3 separate regions of the Homo sapiens genome follow, and regions 1 and 2 are each linked to region 3. A link is a contact called in ENCODE Hi-C or POLR2A ChIA-PET data. All regions are on one chromosome and are shown on one strand. The core of a region is the stretch at or near the end of the contact, and the rest is flanking DNA. Distances in the headings are between cores, read along the strand shown.

Region 1 (4,408 bases), core at 1,117-3,616, 690 kb before region 3:
CCAGAAGGATGTGGATGCTGTGGACAAGGTGATGAAGGAGCTAGACGAGAATGGAGACGGGGAGGTGGACTTCCAGGAGTATGTGGTGCTTGTGGCTGCTCTCACAGTGGCCTGTAACAATTTCTTCTGGGAGAACAGTTGAGCAGACAGCCACATTGGGCAGCGCCCTTCCTCTCCACCCTCCCAGACCTGCCTCTTCCCCCTGCTTCCACCTCACCCCACTTATCCCTCTCCATAACCCCACCCTTGCCCACCCCACCCCCACCCCCACCAAGGGCGCAAGAGTAGCGGTCCAAGCCTGCAACTCATCTTTCATTAAAGGCTTCTCTCTCACCAGCCATCCGATGTCTGTCTCCTCTGGGATCTGGAAGTGGGTGGAGACGTGAAGACTGTTCACTCTCAACTCCCCTTATTTGGGGAAGTGTCTTATTTAGAAAGAGGTCAAGGTGCATTACATCTTCCTACTTGAGGAATGCTCAAGGTCCAGAAATGTGGGGGTTCAAGGTTCCAGTTGGAAGTCGAGGAGACATCAGCTTCTCAACTATAAAACCAGAGGAAGAAATAATCTTTTTTTTTTTTTTTTTTTTTTGGAGACACAGTCTGGCTCTGTCACCCAGGCTGGAGGGCAGTGGCACGATCTCGGCTCACTGCAACCTCCGCCTCCCAGGTTCAAGCGATTCACCTGCCTCAGCCTCCCGAGCAGCTGGGACTACAGGCGCCTGCCACCACGCCCGGCTAATTTTTTGTATTTTTAGTACAGACGGGGTTTCACCATGTTGGCCAGGATGGTCTCGATCTCCTGACCTCGTGATCCCCCCGCCTCGGCCTCCCAAAGTGCTGAGATTACAGGCATGAGCCACCGCGCTAGGCCGAAAGAATCTTCTTTCAATCAACGAACATTTACTTAAGTGGTACTATGTGTAAACACTGTAGGAACTGAGGCTCCAGCATTAAGCAAAATAACCACGATCCTTACCCTCACATGGGTAAGGATGCTGGGCCATTACTTACACACAGACACACACAAACACATACACACACGCACACGCCCAAGTGCCAGGAAGGAAAATGAAAGGGTCTTGACGTGCCAGTGGAGCAGAGGAAGGGTTGCAGATGTGTCATTCTCTCATTCCTCAAACATATGTACACTGTATTGTGCACATAGTCATTAGAAAAATCCCTTATTGAGGCCGGGCACAGTGGCTCACGACTGTAGTCCCAGCACTTTGGGAGACAGAGGCGGGCAGATCACTTGAGGTCAGGAGTTGGAGACCAGCCTGGTGAAACCCCATCTCTACTAAAAATACAAAAATTAGCGGGGCATGGTGGTACGCGCCTGTAATTCCAGCTACTCAGGAGGCTGAGGCAGGAGAATCGCTTGAACCTGGGAGGCGGAGGTTGCAGTGAGCCGAGATGGTACCACTGCACTCCAGTCTGGGTGACACAGCGAGACTCCATCTGCAAAAAGAAAAAAAAAAGAAAGAGAGAAAAATCCCTTATTGAGCAGGAAACATAGCTTATGCCCATAATCCTAGGAGTCGGGAGGCTGAGGTGAGAGGATCACCTGAGCCCAGTAGGTCAAGGCTGCAGTGATCCGTGATTCATTGCGCCACTGACTCCAGCCTGGACAACAGAGCCAGACCCCGTCTCAAAATAACAACAACAAATCAGAGAGAGAAAAGAGAAATCCCTATGTAGGTCTGCAACAAAATAAACACGGATGGCAGGTGTGGGGGGAGGACATGGAAACGCAATCGAGGACGCAAAGGTGCCCCACCCCAAGAAGGAGTAAACAGTATCTAGGCCAAGTTGGGGAGGGGAGGAAGTGAGGAGGAAAACATGGACGGGCGGTGGTGTTGGCCGGTGCAGGATGGGAGAGGAATTTGCTCCTAATACTGGCCTCCTGGGCCTTGGCTGGAGCATTTACGGCACTTCACAACTCTCAGACTGGGCGAGTGGCCATGAGGGGAAAACCAGTGCAAATTCCCCAGGCCCAATTGTCCGGAAGAAGACGAGGCAAGTCCGCGTAAAGATTTTTAGACGGTGTACCTTGGCTAGGGAACGGAGGGGCGAGGGAATTCGGGACCCAAATCCCCTCTAAGGCCCACATTAATAACTACCCCCAAGAGGTTGCAGCGCAACCACTACTGGAACGTGAAGTCCCCGGCACGCCCCAACAACAGGACCATTGGCCACGCCCCTAGGGGCGGGGCACTGCATGGAAAGCCCCGCCTTCGCCCTAAGGCTCCGCCTCTGACCTCTGCGCAGGCGTAGCTCAAATCTTTCCCGCCCTCTAGTCGTGCGCGGATCTGACGCCTGACGTAATTGCGTAGACGCCATTTTAGCCGGTCAGACAAGCACTGGACGTGGCGGCCATTTTGTTTTGGACACCGAGCAGGAGCTGGCGGCCGCTGCAGACGAAAGGCAGGAAAGGGCAGGCCGGGTGAGCAGACGGATCGGCCGACTAGACAGCCAACCAGCAACAACGAACTGAGCTCGCATACTACCGCTTACGCATCTAACCAACCGCCCATCTAGCTAACCCGAGCCCCTCCACCGTCAACTCAGGTTCGGCCGGTCCCCGGCCCGCCTGCCGGAGCCGTGGTGGCAGCCCCGGGAGGAGCACTGGCGTCTGTTTCCTTCGGTGAGTTTCGGTAGTGAGAAGGAGCCGGGGGAGGTGCGGTCTTGAGGAGCGGAAGGGGCCGGCGGACGCGGAAAGGGGGTGGTGGCATGTGGACATAGCTACGGTGTTGGAGCGTGGAGGCCCCGGGGAGGAGGCGGAGCCCCTGCGAAGGGGCGGGGGAGGGGCTGAACTGGAACCTGGTGGCGGGATTGATGGAGGTTGGGGTTTGATAGGATAAAAAGGAAACTTGGCGGGTAGAGCAGAAGTGGAAGTCTTGACAGGGCTTTGAGGATGGTAGGGAGATTAAGAAGTACAAGACTTTGAGGAATGTTGGAAATTAATGGCGGCTTTAGGGTTAAGTTTTGTGGAGGGCTCTTTGCGAGCTAATTCCCAGGTGAATTTAGAAAACCTTTCCTACTCCCCCAGATCGTCAGTTTCTTGTTAAAGTCCCTACTTGATTCTGGAGTTGAAAGCCACTTTTGAAACTAGGCATGCATATATATATGTATATATATACATACATATATATATATATTTTTTTTTGGGGGGGGACGGAGTTTCGCTCTTGTTGCCCAGGCTGGAGTGCAATGGCACGATCTCAGCTCACTACAACTTCCGCCTCCCGGGTTCAAGCGATTCTCCTGCCTCAGCCTCCGGAGTAGCTGGGATTACAGCCATGCGCCACCACGCCCGGCTAATTTTGTATTTTTAGTAGAGACATTTCTCCATGATGGTCAAGCTGGTCTCGAACTCCCAACCTCAGGTGATCCGCCCGCCTCGGCCTCCCAAAGTGCTGGGAAAACAGGCGTGAGCCACCGCGCCCGGCCCTGCCTGTATTTTCACTGTAGATCAGTGGTTCTCAACTTTAGCTGCACATTAGAAGCACCTAGGTAGCTTTCCCCCGACCCCACAATTGGTTCATTTCCAAACCTCATTACCAGAGATTGTGGTTTAATTGATCTAGGCCCAGATGTCTGTATTTTCTATTTTTTTAATTAATTTATATTTTTATAGAAACGGGGTCTTACCATGTTGCCCAGGCTGGTCTCGAGCTCCAGGGCTCAAGCATTCCTCCCGCCTTGGCCTCCCAAAGTGCTGAGATTACAGGCGTGAAGCACCGCGCCCGCCCTGTCCGGCCCTATGTTTTAAAAGCTCCTTGGATAAGTCATATGTAGTCAAGGTTGAAAATGACTGCTCTAGAGTAAAAGCCAAACTCGGCCCGGTGCGGTGGCTCACGCCTGTAATCCCAGCACTTTGGGAGGCCCAGGTGGGTGGATCAGGTGAGGTCAGGAGTTCAAGACCACCCTGGCCAACGTGGAGAAACCCCGTCTCTACTAAAAATAAAAAAAAATTAGCCGGGCATGGTGGCACGTGCCTGTAGTCCCAGCTACTCAGGAGGCTGAGGCAGGAGAATGGCTTGAACGGGGAGGCAGAGGTTGCAGTGAACTGAGATCACGCCTCTGCACTCCAGCCTGGGCGACAGAGCCAGACTCTGTCTCAAAAAAAAAAAAAAGCCAGACTCCATACTTTGATTGCTAGATTGGCTTCTGCCGTTTTTGAGAAATTCCCGGGTATTTTGTGGGCCTTGAAGTTTGTTTGTTTGTTTGGGGTTATTTGTTTGTTTTAAAGAGATGGGGTCTCAGGCCAGAGTGCAGTGGCATGATCACGGCTCTTTGCAGCCTCCAACCCCTGGGCTCTAGCGATTCTCCCACCTCAGCTCCCCTGAGTAGCTAGGACAACAGGTGCTGGCCACCATGCACCGCTAATTTTTTTTTTTTTTTTTCT
Region 2 (4,555 bases), core at 1,701-4,200, 540 kb after region 3:
CCCACTCGCTTCTGCTCGCTGAGACGCTCATCCTTGAGCTATTTTGACTAAGGCGGCTTCCAGGTGCTGCCCTCCGCTGGGGCAGCCCACTGAGAGAGCAGCCGGGTTGCTGGAGGACCCTCTGCCTGGAAGTCTTGGTCCTGGCTATTCAGGTCGTCTGACAGGTCTGCCCCACCCGTTTCCAGGGCGGGAAAGTCTGCCCATCACCGATTAAAGTGAGATGCTGGGAATGGGGGAAATCCGATCAGCACCTCCTAGGTTTTTGCGGCTGGATTTCAATAAGGAATGTGACAGTCTCGCAGCAGCTGTGCCCTGCCTGAAACAAGCTCTATTTGAAACCTCCAACAGCTGAACCCCTCCCAGCTACCCGATGGCCAGCCCGCCCAGCCACCCCCCCACCAAGCCACCCCCTGCCCCAAATGACAAATAAATAGAAAAACCCAAGCAACAAGCAGGCGCATGCATACGTACAAACATTACGCACATACACACACACACACCAACAAATTGGGGGTGGGGGTATCGTGGAGCCACTTGTCCACCGATTCCCAGGTCTCCAAGCCTTCCAGCCCACAGCAGGAGAGCTCCCCGGCAAGCAGAGCATCGGCAGAAACCCACCTTCCTCCATCTCCACTCCCTCTGGGAGGGAAACCCCCTCCTCCGTCTTGGGGCTGGACTGAGAGGCTGGAGCAGTGGGGCCAGCTCCCCGCTAAAGCCAGTGCCTGCTGTTCTCCATCCGGGCGCGCACTCACACACACACTCATCTTTATTTATCCCAAGGAGGAGTTGAGGTGGGAGGGGAGAACTGGGGCTGAGCTGGGGCGCGGGCTTGTGGGGACCGCCTGGGAAGCCCTGTCATCCCGTCCCAAGGAGAGGTGCTCCCCCAGCTGATTCCAAGGCGGCGCCCAGCTGCTCTGCCCAGGTAACACCTGTAGCCATTTTTATCAGGAGATGTTTACGAAGCAGCAGCAGGTTTATTCTGAGTCCTCTCTCCTGAGGGAAAGGACCACTGATTTCCTCCACCTATATTTTTACCCCATGCCCTCAGGAGACCCAGGTCATGGATGGTTTTCTATTTTGCCCGAGACTCTCTGAGAAGAGGAGGGAAACAGAAACTTGGGAAGAGATGGAGAAGACAGGGAGAGAAGGGACTTGGGCAATGGTACGGAATCCCCACCCCCCACCCAGACATTTATTTCTTTTTTATCCTCAGGAAAATGGAGTGGAGCAGGGAGGGGAGGAAAGAAGGGGAAGTCGCAGGAACTGGCAAACACATGAAGGCGGAGTGTAATTAATTGGTGCGTTAAGCTGCTGGGTTATGCTTTAGTACGAGTGAGCCAGGAGGAAAAGCGATTTCTCAGAAGGGATTATTGAATCCTCCCTAACAGAGAGTCTGCAAATTAGACACAGTGTGTGGGGATGTCCCCTACCCCCCAGAGGAAGCTAGGAATGAATTCTCCCGGGATCAAGAAGGAAAACCACGGGAAGTTAGAGTGTTGAATATAACTGAGCAAGCGCCTCTCACCACCACCACCACCTCTCTCTCCCAGTCTCCCTCCCAATCTCTCAATCTCTCTCTCTCTCTCTCTCTCTCTCTCTCTCTCTCAATCTCTCTCTCTCACAATCCCCCTCTCTCAATCCCTCTCTTGCTACCTACATATTCCTTTTGTTCAAGGTATAAAGAGAAACCACAGCCCCTACCTTTGAGTACAAACCCCAAGAGAGCTCGGTCTCTATCACCATAACAACAATTCCAAACATCCCAAAAATCAGAGCATAGTCACTCAGTCGCTTTCTCTTTTCAAACAGGGCCCTCCTGTGTCCCAGCTTATAGCCAATGTTTTGGTTTTTCCGCTTGTTGGCTTTGGGGAAGGTGGTGCTGCTGGCGGTGGTGCCGGCATGCTGGTGGTTGTGGGTGGCATTAGGGTGATGGAGCAGGGTCTGGTGGGCATGGTTGTCCTCCCGGGAGGAGATGACGATCTCCGGGGGGTTGCTAGGGCTGAAAAGCTGGAGGGGTTGGCCCTCAGTCTCGGCCTCGATGAGGTTCCTCCGGGAGGCGCTGAGGCGGCTGAGGGGCTTCATGACCCCACCGCTATACTTGCAGGAGCTCATGGCGATCTCCGTGAAGGGGTTGCTGTCCCGCCGGTGCACCAGGGGGCTGGCCTGTCGGTGCCGGCTGCCTCCGCCAGGCCCACTTGTAGCTGTGGAACTTGGAGAGTGGCCAAGCAAGTGGTCATTGAGATTGAGCTGGCTGCCTTGCCTGGAGGAAGGGTGGAGGATGGCGGTGGAGTTGGACGAAGGGGGGGCCCTGAAAGCGGTGGGAGAGGAGTGCAGCAGGCCAGGGTGGACGGGCTGGCTCTGGAGTTGGGCGAGCTGAGACAGGGGATGCGGTGGCTGCTGCTGCTGCTGCTGCTGCTGCTGCTGCTGCTGCTGCTGAAGCTGCGGAGGCTGAGGCTGCAGCGAGGGTCCCAGGGGCTGCTGGGGGGCTGCTGGTGGCGCTGGCGGTGGTGGCTGCTGCTGCTGTTGCTGCTGCTGCTGCTGCTGCTGCTCATCCCCAGAGGATGGACAGGGGCACTTGGGGTCTTCATCCAAGTCCCCCACCCCCGAGTCATGGAAGTGCCCAGAAGTGTCCATCTTGGGGCCTGGCTGTATTCCCTGCAGCACAAGCCCCCACCCCAAAGCCACCCTCGCTCCAAAGATGTCCTCAAAGAAAGCCAGGCATCCAATCTCCCCCACCAGTATCTTGGCTCCAGTCCTCTCTTTGGCTTGCTTCGGTTCTCTGGGGCTGCCTGGAGTCCAGACGCTGCCACTCAAGAATGCATTGTATTGGGCAGGGAGGGAGAGCAGGAGGGGAGCTTGGAGAAAGAAGAGGGGGTGAAAGAACTCTCTCAGGAGGTGGTCCTCTAGGAGCGTGTGAGGCCAGGCTCAGCTTCACTCCTCGCTGGCTCAATAGCTTCGCTCGCCTCCTCCTGCCACTGTTACATTGTAAGCCAAGCCCACTTATTAGCAGCTGGTCTCATTGGCTTGGCTTAACTCTCCAACCTCCTCCTAGCTCCGCCCCCCGCATAGGCTCCTCCCCAGAGGAGGGGCCTGGCGTCCTGGGCTCCGGCCCCAGTGGCGGCGCAGCGAGGACTGGGAACTGTAGTTTTTGCTCCCCCACCCCGGAGCTGAGCCGCTGTCCTCTTTCCTCTGACAGGTATGGCCACAACCCTTAAGCCCACGGCGATAAGGGATGTTCGCTCACGCTGGGCGATGGGGAGGAGGGACAGAGGGCCTCCGAAGGAGGGGAGGTGTGCACCCTGATGAGGGGGCAGACGGAGGGGAAGGCAAACATTTATTAACCACCAGGGTTTACGATAGGTTGTTTCACATATATTATCCGGATACAGTCTCCAAACACCCAAGGAGGTGGGCAGTATGGTCTCATTTACAAAGCCTGATGCTTAGAGGTGTTGAGTAACAACGTCAAGGTCACAGAAGCAGGGGGGATCCACACCTTCTAACACCCGGTGGATAAACTCACCTACCATTGACTGAGTGCCTACGCCTCGTGTTCAGGGTCCTCTCTGTTATTTCCAACCCTCACATCAACCCCACAAAAATGATGTCATCACTCTCCTTTTACAGATGAAAATTGGAAGAAGAAGAAGAAGAAGGAGAAGGAGAAGAAGGAGAGAAAGGAAAGTGGAAAAAACACTCAAACGCTCAAACATAGATATGTAACTTGTCAGATGTCATCCCGCTTGTAATTAAAGATGCTGGGATTTGAACTTAGTCAGTCTGACCCCACAGATCAGATACTTTCTCCCAGGATGCATTTCCACTATGATATTCAGTACAAAGTGGTTGTTCAATAAATATTGTTCAAATGTTAGTTGGGGAAAACAAAAGAGAAGCTGCTGAGGAAGAACTGGCCTCTCCAAAGCAGGGTGTGTGAAGTGGACCATGGCTCCAGCCCCTTCCCTAACAGCTGGGTGTGTAGTCACAGGGGGATCTGGCAGGAAGACTGAAGATTCCCCCATGGTCATTCCCTGCCTGATTTGCCCCATGGGGCTCTGAGAGTCAGAACTAGGAACAGCTGCTGGCTTCCCAGGTTCAGAACCATCATCATCAAGTATTTATTAAGCCCCCACTGTGTGCAGAGGGGGTTCCAAAGGATGGGACCAGAGCTGAATTCATTTTCATTTCTAACCACAGCAGCCTTAGGAATCAGAAAGGAAGTCACCATGAGGGAATTCCCCAGAACACCTGGGGTTTTAAAAGGCAGGCCTCTTCCTCTCTGGCTCTTGATTCCCCATCACCCTTTGGCCTCTGTCCAGCTCCCTCCCTCGATGGGAAGAGGAAAGGGTAGGAGATCCATGCACACATACACAGACACACATCCAGAAAACATGTAAGCAGGTGGACATATGTGCACATGTGTACATGGTTGTGTGCACACACTAGCCCATGCATGCACACATGCACACATATACACATAGGAAGCTCCTAAAACAGCATTCCTGACTGGTAAGCAGCAAGTGTCCAGATCAGGGAGGGACAGAGCCCCCCCAAA
Region 3 (4,528 bases), core at 674-3,173:
GGATGCTGATTGTGGGGCTCTTGGCCATCCTGGACAGACGGAACAAGGGAGTCCCTGCGGGTCTGGAGCCTGTGGTGGTGGGGATGCTGATCCTGGCCCTCGGGTTATCCATGGGTGCCAACTGCGGGATTCCACTCAACCCTGCCCGGGACCTGGGCCCACGTCTCTTCACCTACGTGGCTGGCTGGGGTCCTGAAGTCTTCAGGTGGGAGACAGACTCTCCTGGTGCTGGCCTCCACTCACCTTCCTCTGCTAAGGGCTCTGTCCCTGGGTCCACAGCACTCTGCCTTTAAAATAGCTCTCTTGGCTTCTTAGGACAGTGTTCTTTCTCCAAGTCATATTCTCCCCCTTTCTCCCTTGCTTCCCTCCCAACTTTTCACTGAAACAGTAAGATTTAGAGGTTGTGTTCTTAGGCATGCCACATTACTTCCATGCACATTAGTGACTTCATCAGCAAAATTAATATATTCAGATAATTCCCTAAGGCAAGAGGCTGGACCAAGCTCTCCTGGGGTTCCCTCTTCTAAATACTATGCTTTGGTGACAAGGCAATCCTCTTCCTGGTGTCTACCACCCTGGGAACAACTTTAGGGCACTCTCTTGTTACTGCCCCCCGTCCTTGGAGAGGGGAAGGCTAAGGGAGTCACTCCTGATACCTTCCCACTGTCCTTCTTTTGCAGTGCTGGTAATGGCTGGTGGTGGGTGCCTGTGGTGGCCCCTCTGGTGGGGGCCACCGTTGGCACAGCCACTTACCAGCTGTTGGTGGCTCTGCACCACCCTGAGGGCCCAGAGCCAGCTCAGGATCTGGTGTCTGCTCAACACAAAGCCTCAGAGTTGGAAACTCCTGCCTCAGCTCAGATGCTGGAGTGTAAGCTATGATTAGGACAACCCTCACTTCACTCATGGACCCTGGAGCCAGCCACTGACCCCGCCTGGGAACAACAGTCATTCTTCCTCTTTGTTAATGTGCCAGAACCTGGGAGGCTTCTCTGTTTATCTGTTTGGCATCCCTTCCTCCTAAACTAAGAAGGATCCTGGACAGGGAGAAGTGGAGGAGGATAAGGTACCAGGACTCAGGCTTCTCATCCCCTCCTCCCGCAAAGCGGTTTTCTGACCCTCAGGGCCTCTCGGAATGTAGTTGCTCGAGGTAACCGCTAGAGGGTGCGCACCTGGATGCTGGATGGGGACGGCTGCGGGCATCTGCAGGGTGGAGGGGGCCACCATCCAGTGTAGGGCACAACCCTGGGGACTGCCCTCCATAGCCTGTCCCGACTGCCGACTCCTAGCTCTCATCGCCTCGGCGCCTCCCACCTTCACCCTCTCGGGGATGCCTCCCCAAGAGGGTAGTTAGGGGTGGGGAAGCCGCCTCCACCCAGGGGGCGTGGTGGGGGCGGAGGGAAGGAGGGCGGCGGGGCACAGAGACAGAGAGCAAGGCTGTGAAACTGAGGCACCGTTCCTAGACATCTCGGTGCTGTGTCGTTCATTCAAGGAGAGTTGAGATACAGTGAAATGAGCCAGGGCGAGGAGGGAGGGTGAAGGAACGGAGGGCGGGCGGCTCCGAGGAGCGAGAGTCGGGCTGAGGGCAACCTGGCGCCAGGGAAAATTCTGGTTATTCACCACTTCTACAGCTCTCCTGCCGCTCCCTGCAGAGGATGCTCGTTTTGCAGAGAAGGCAGTGTTCCTCTATTCCCTTCTTCCGAATTAAAAATACCCCCTCAGAGCGATCTAGCCTCCCGAATTGTTTTTTCTTTTAAGATGCGGATGGACGTACGTGTGGGGGCATCCCAGCCCAGCCACGCCGAGGCTCGGAAGGGCTAAGACCCTCCCACTGCCCCGCACAAAGATGGCTGCTCCCTCCTCCCCGCTCCTTCTCCCCTCCCCAAAACCCCCTCCCGCCCCCCGGCCCCCGCCGCCGGCTCCGTCACTTCCGCCCCGCCGTGGCCGAAACTGACACAAAGTAGCGGGCCGAGGCCCCGGGGGAGCGGGGCCGCAGCTGGGGGGGCGGGAGCCCGTGGGGAGCCGAGCCGAGCGCCCCCCGCCCCAGCCCCCGGCATGGGCAGTACGGGGCCGCCGGGGCGGGCGCCGAGCGCTGAGCGCTGAGGTGAGGCGAGGCGAGGCGAAGCGGGGGCGCCCGGGAGCGCGGGGCCAGGAGGGCAGAGGGAGATGCGGCCGCAGCCGCGGGGCTGGAGGGGCCGGGGAGCGGGTGTAGACTGGGGAGCACCGGGGGCCAAGATTTGGGAGCTGCGGCCAGACGGGGCGGGGATGGCGGCCGACTGGAGACGAGGGGCTGTCGGGTTCCCGGGGACGGGGCAGAGCGGGGGTCTGCGTACAGGATGGGAGGATGGGGTGCCGAAGGGGCGCGTGGAGAGCAGGAGAGCGGCGCGAGTGCCAAGGAGAAGCTCGTGCAGCCTTGGCCAGGGGAGACCCGCCCAGAGAGTTGTTGGGCGAGAGGAGTAACCGGGACCCGAGGGTTTGGTGCCTGGAGAAGGGAGTTTGGGCTGGTAGGCTTTGTCTCAGTAAGGTGGAGGTCTATGCCTGAGGAAAACTGAGGGTGTCAGGAAGGGGCAGTAGCTCTGGGAGATGATAGCTGTGCCGGGAGCCCTGAGTTCTGTCCTTGGTGAGGGAAGGTGGCCCGAGCTCGTGTTGGTGGCCAGTGAGCTGGAGGTCTCGAGTTCCATTTCCTCCTGTTTCCCTGACCTGCCATCCTCCTCTGAAAGAAGTGGCCAGCCTTTGGGGCTCTTGCTTGTAAGGGAGCAGGGACCGGACCTATAGGAGGAGCTGTTTTCCTCCATGGAGCATTGCCTGCTTGCCGGGGCTGGCTATTTTTATCCCAAATGTGGCCGAGAGGGGGCTGGGGCTGGGTGACGGGGCAGGGCAACGTGGCTGATGGGCCTGACCTGCTCAGAAAACCCAGGCTGTGTGAGACTAAGAAGGAAAAGTGAGAGGGGATCCCAGTTCCCAGGTCTCTCCTCTCTTCCCCTTGGAATGATGGCCCCCCCAGAGGGGATGAGGTCTGGGGCCAAGCCTGCTTCCAGTCTCCCCAGGGTCTCAGAGGTAGAACAACTTTCCTGGTCCATATCCAGACTCCTGACTCCTGATGGCGTGTGCAGCTCCTACATTAACTCTTTCATGGGACTCAAACTCAGATGTTTAGGCTGATAGTGTTTCTTGATCCCTTCCTCCCCAAGGGCGGGGCTGCCTGTAGAACTTGTGATGCCCACTCTTGCATCCTTTAACCTCTCCCTGTGCTCCCCACCCTCCCGTGACTCATACTCAGACTGGGTGGAGACCCTGGCTGGGGGCCCTGGAGGAGGGCTTGGCATCTCTAAAATATGGATGAGGTTTTTCTTCCTGAGCCAGGCACCCTGGACTGCCATAGTTGGAGAAGGTCAGGGATGAAAAGGACTTCTGGCTTTCAGGATTGCCTGACTTGGTGTAAGGGCGGGATCTGAGCTAGCGAAGGGAGAACTGGTGTGGGTGACTGGGTTGTGGCCAGAATCTGTAATTATAGAGCTTAGCCAGACAGGCAATTAGTATCTCTTGGGGCTGACAGGTTGGTGGGGTGTGCCTGGTAGGCTAAAGGCAGAGGGAACCAAAGAGGATGAGGAGGTGAAAGGCCTTCCACCCAGACAAGGAAAGAGGAGGTGACTGACTGGCAGTTTCCTTTGGGCCAGGCTGGGGAGTAAGGATGAGGCTCTGCCTTGTAAGGCCAGGCCTTGAACCTTTTAGGAGAAAGGACATGGGAAGGCGGAAGCAGGCAGAGGCTTGTCTCACTGGTGCTCCCTAAGCCTGCACCCTGTGCCATACTGACTGGACTAGGCTTGGGGTGGGAGGGAGGGAGGGGCAAACTCCCCACCAGGGTTGGGAAGACCCCTCTGCCAGCCCAGAAGGGTGGCTGACCCAGGCTGAGGGGAAGCTGTTTAGGGACTGTCTGTGCAGAAAGTGAGGGCCATGCCTCTAATGTGAGCTCCCCTGGAGGAGGTGATAATGGAAGCCCTAGTAATGGGGGGTGGGGATGGCAGGGAACTTATAAGCCTTTCGAGAAGGGTGGAGCCTGCCCACCCTGTTTCCTGATGCCCTGCCAGGTGTTTCCTGGCTCATGTTCCCTCCACCCCACCCTTTGGGGAAACTGCTTTCTAGTAAGCACAAGCACTACTCATTGCCGCCAGAACACATGAGAGCCTCCATTGTCCCTGGGATGGATACCTTGAGAGCTGTTCCCCTTTTTTCAATATCTGGCCTCTTCTCCTTTCCCTACAGGCATGGGCTTCTGTAAAGTCTCAGCCCCCCATGTCACCCAAGGCAGGGGCATGATGGGAGGTGGTGGGGAAGTCCCCTCTTTCCCAGGAACCCATCATGGCAGTAAGAGGAGAGACTGGGAGAAGGAGGCTGGGGGAGGGGCAGGGTCAGAGCTGGAGAAGAGGGTCTTCAAAAGAGGTCTCATGAGGGGAGGGAAGGGTTATCCTCAGCTTCCTGACCTCATTCGTCTGTCACTTCTTGCAGGGTCTCCCATGGGATTGCTGGGATC

What was found. Hi-C counts contacts between places; a loop is a spot of excess contacts on that map. ChIA-PET counts read pairs that join two places held with the same protein, here RNA polymerase II (POLR2A). Pooled maps may share reads with other maps.
Region 1: a pooled map shows a loop between it and region 3 (8-fold over the local background). The contact joins the promoter of CHTOP here to the promoter of ATP8B2 in region 3. A Hi-C loop is called at or near these places in 2 of 37 single-sample maps with no recorded cell type and 6 of 50 pooled maps. POLR2A ChIA-PET finds 5 or more read pairs at or near these places in 1 of 52 experiments (activated T-cell).
Region 2: a map with no recorded cell type shows a loop between it and region 3 (2.9-fold over the local background). The contact joins the promoter of KCNN3 here to the promoter of ATP8B2 in region 3. A Hi-C loop is called at or near these places in 4 of 37 single-sample maps with no recorded cell type and 3 of 50 pooled maps.

What each region holds. Positions count from the first base shown.
Region 1 is chr1:153,631,700-153,636,107 of GRCh38, forward strand. It overlaps CHTOP (chromatin target of PRMT1), which reads left to right and starts at 2,367. Exons shown (of 6, transcript NM_015607.4): 1 at 2,367-2,644. It overlaps S100A1 (S100 calcium binding protein A1), which reads left to right. Exons shown (of 3, transcript NM_006271.2): 3 at 1-340. The coding sequence ends at 142. It also overlaps a transcript of S100A13 not described here. RefSeq lists an enhancer at 2,341-2,450 and a silencer at 2,791-2,870.
Region 2 is chr1:154,867,331-154,871,885 of GRCh38, forward strand. KCNN3 (potassium calcium-activated channel subfamily N member 3) reads right to left here and starts at 2,951. Exons shown (of 8, transcript NM_002249.6): 1 at 1,702-2,951. The coding sequence starts at 2,634. RefSeq lists enhancers at 775-1,294, 2,702-3,658, 2,731-2,820.
Region 3 is chr1:154,323,602-154,328,129 of GRCh38, forward strand. ATP8B2 (ATPase phospholipid transporting 8B2) reads left to right here and starts at 1,924. Exons shown (of 28, transcript NM_001370597.1): 1 at 1,924-2,101; 2 at 4,504-4,528. AQP10 (aquaporin 10) reads left to right here. Exons shown (of 6, transcript NM_080429.3): 5 at 1-205; 6 at 681-1,724. The coding sequence ends at 879. RefSeq lists enhancers at 885-964, 3,085-3,264 and silencers at 1,405-1,484, 1,915-2,144, 2,195-2,344.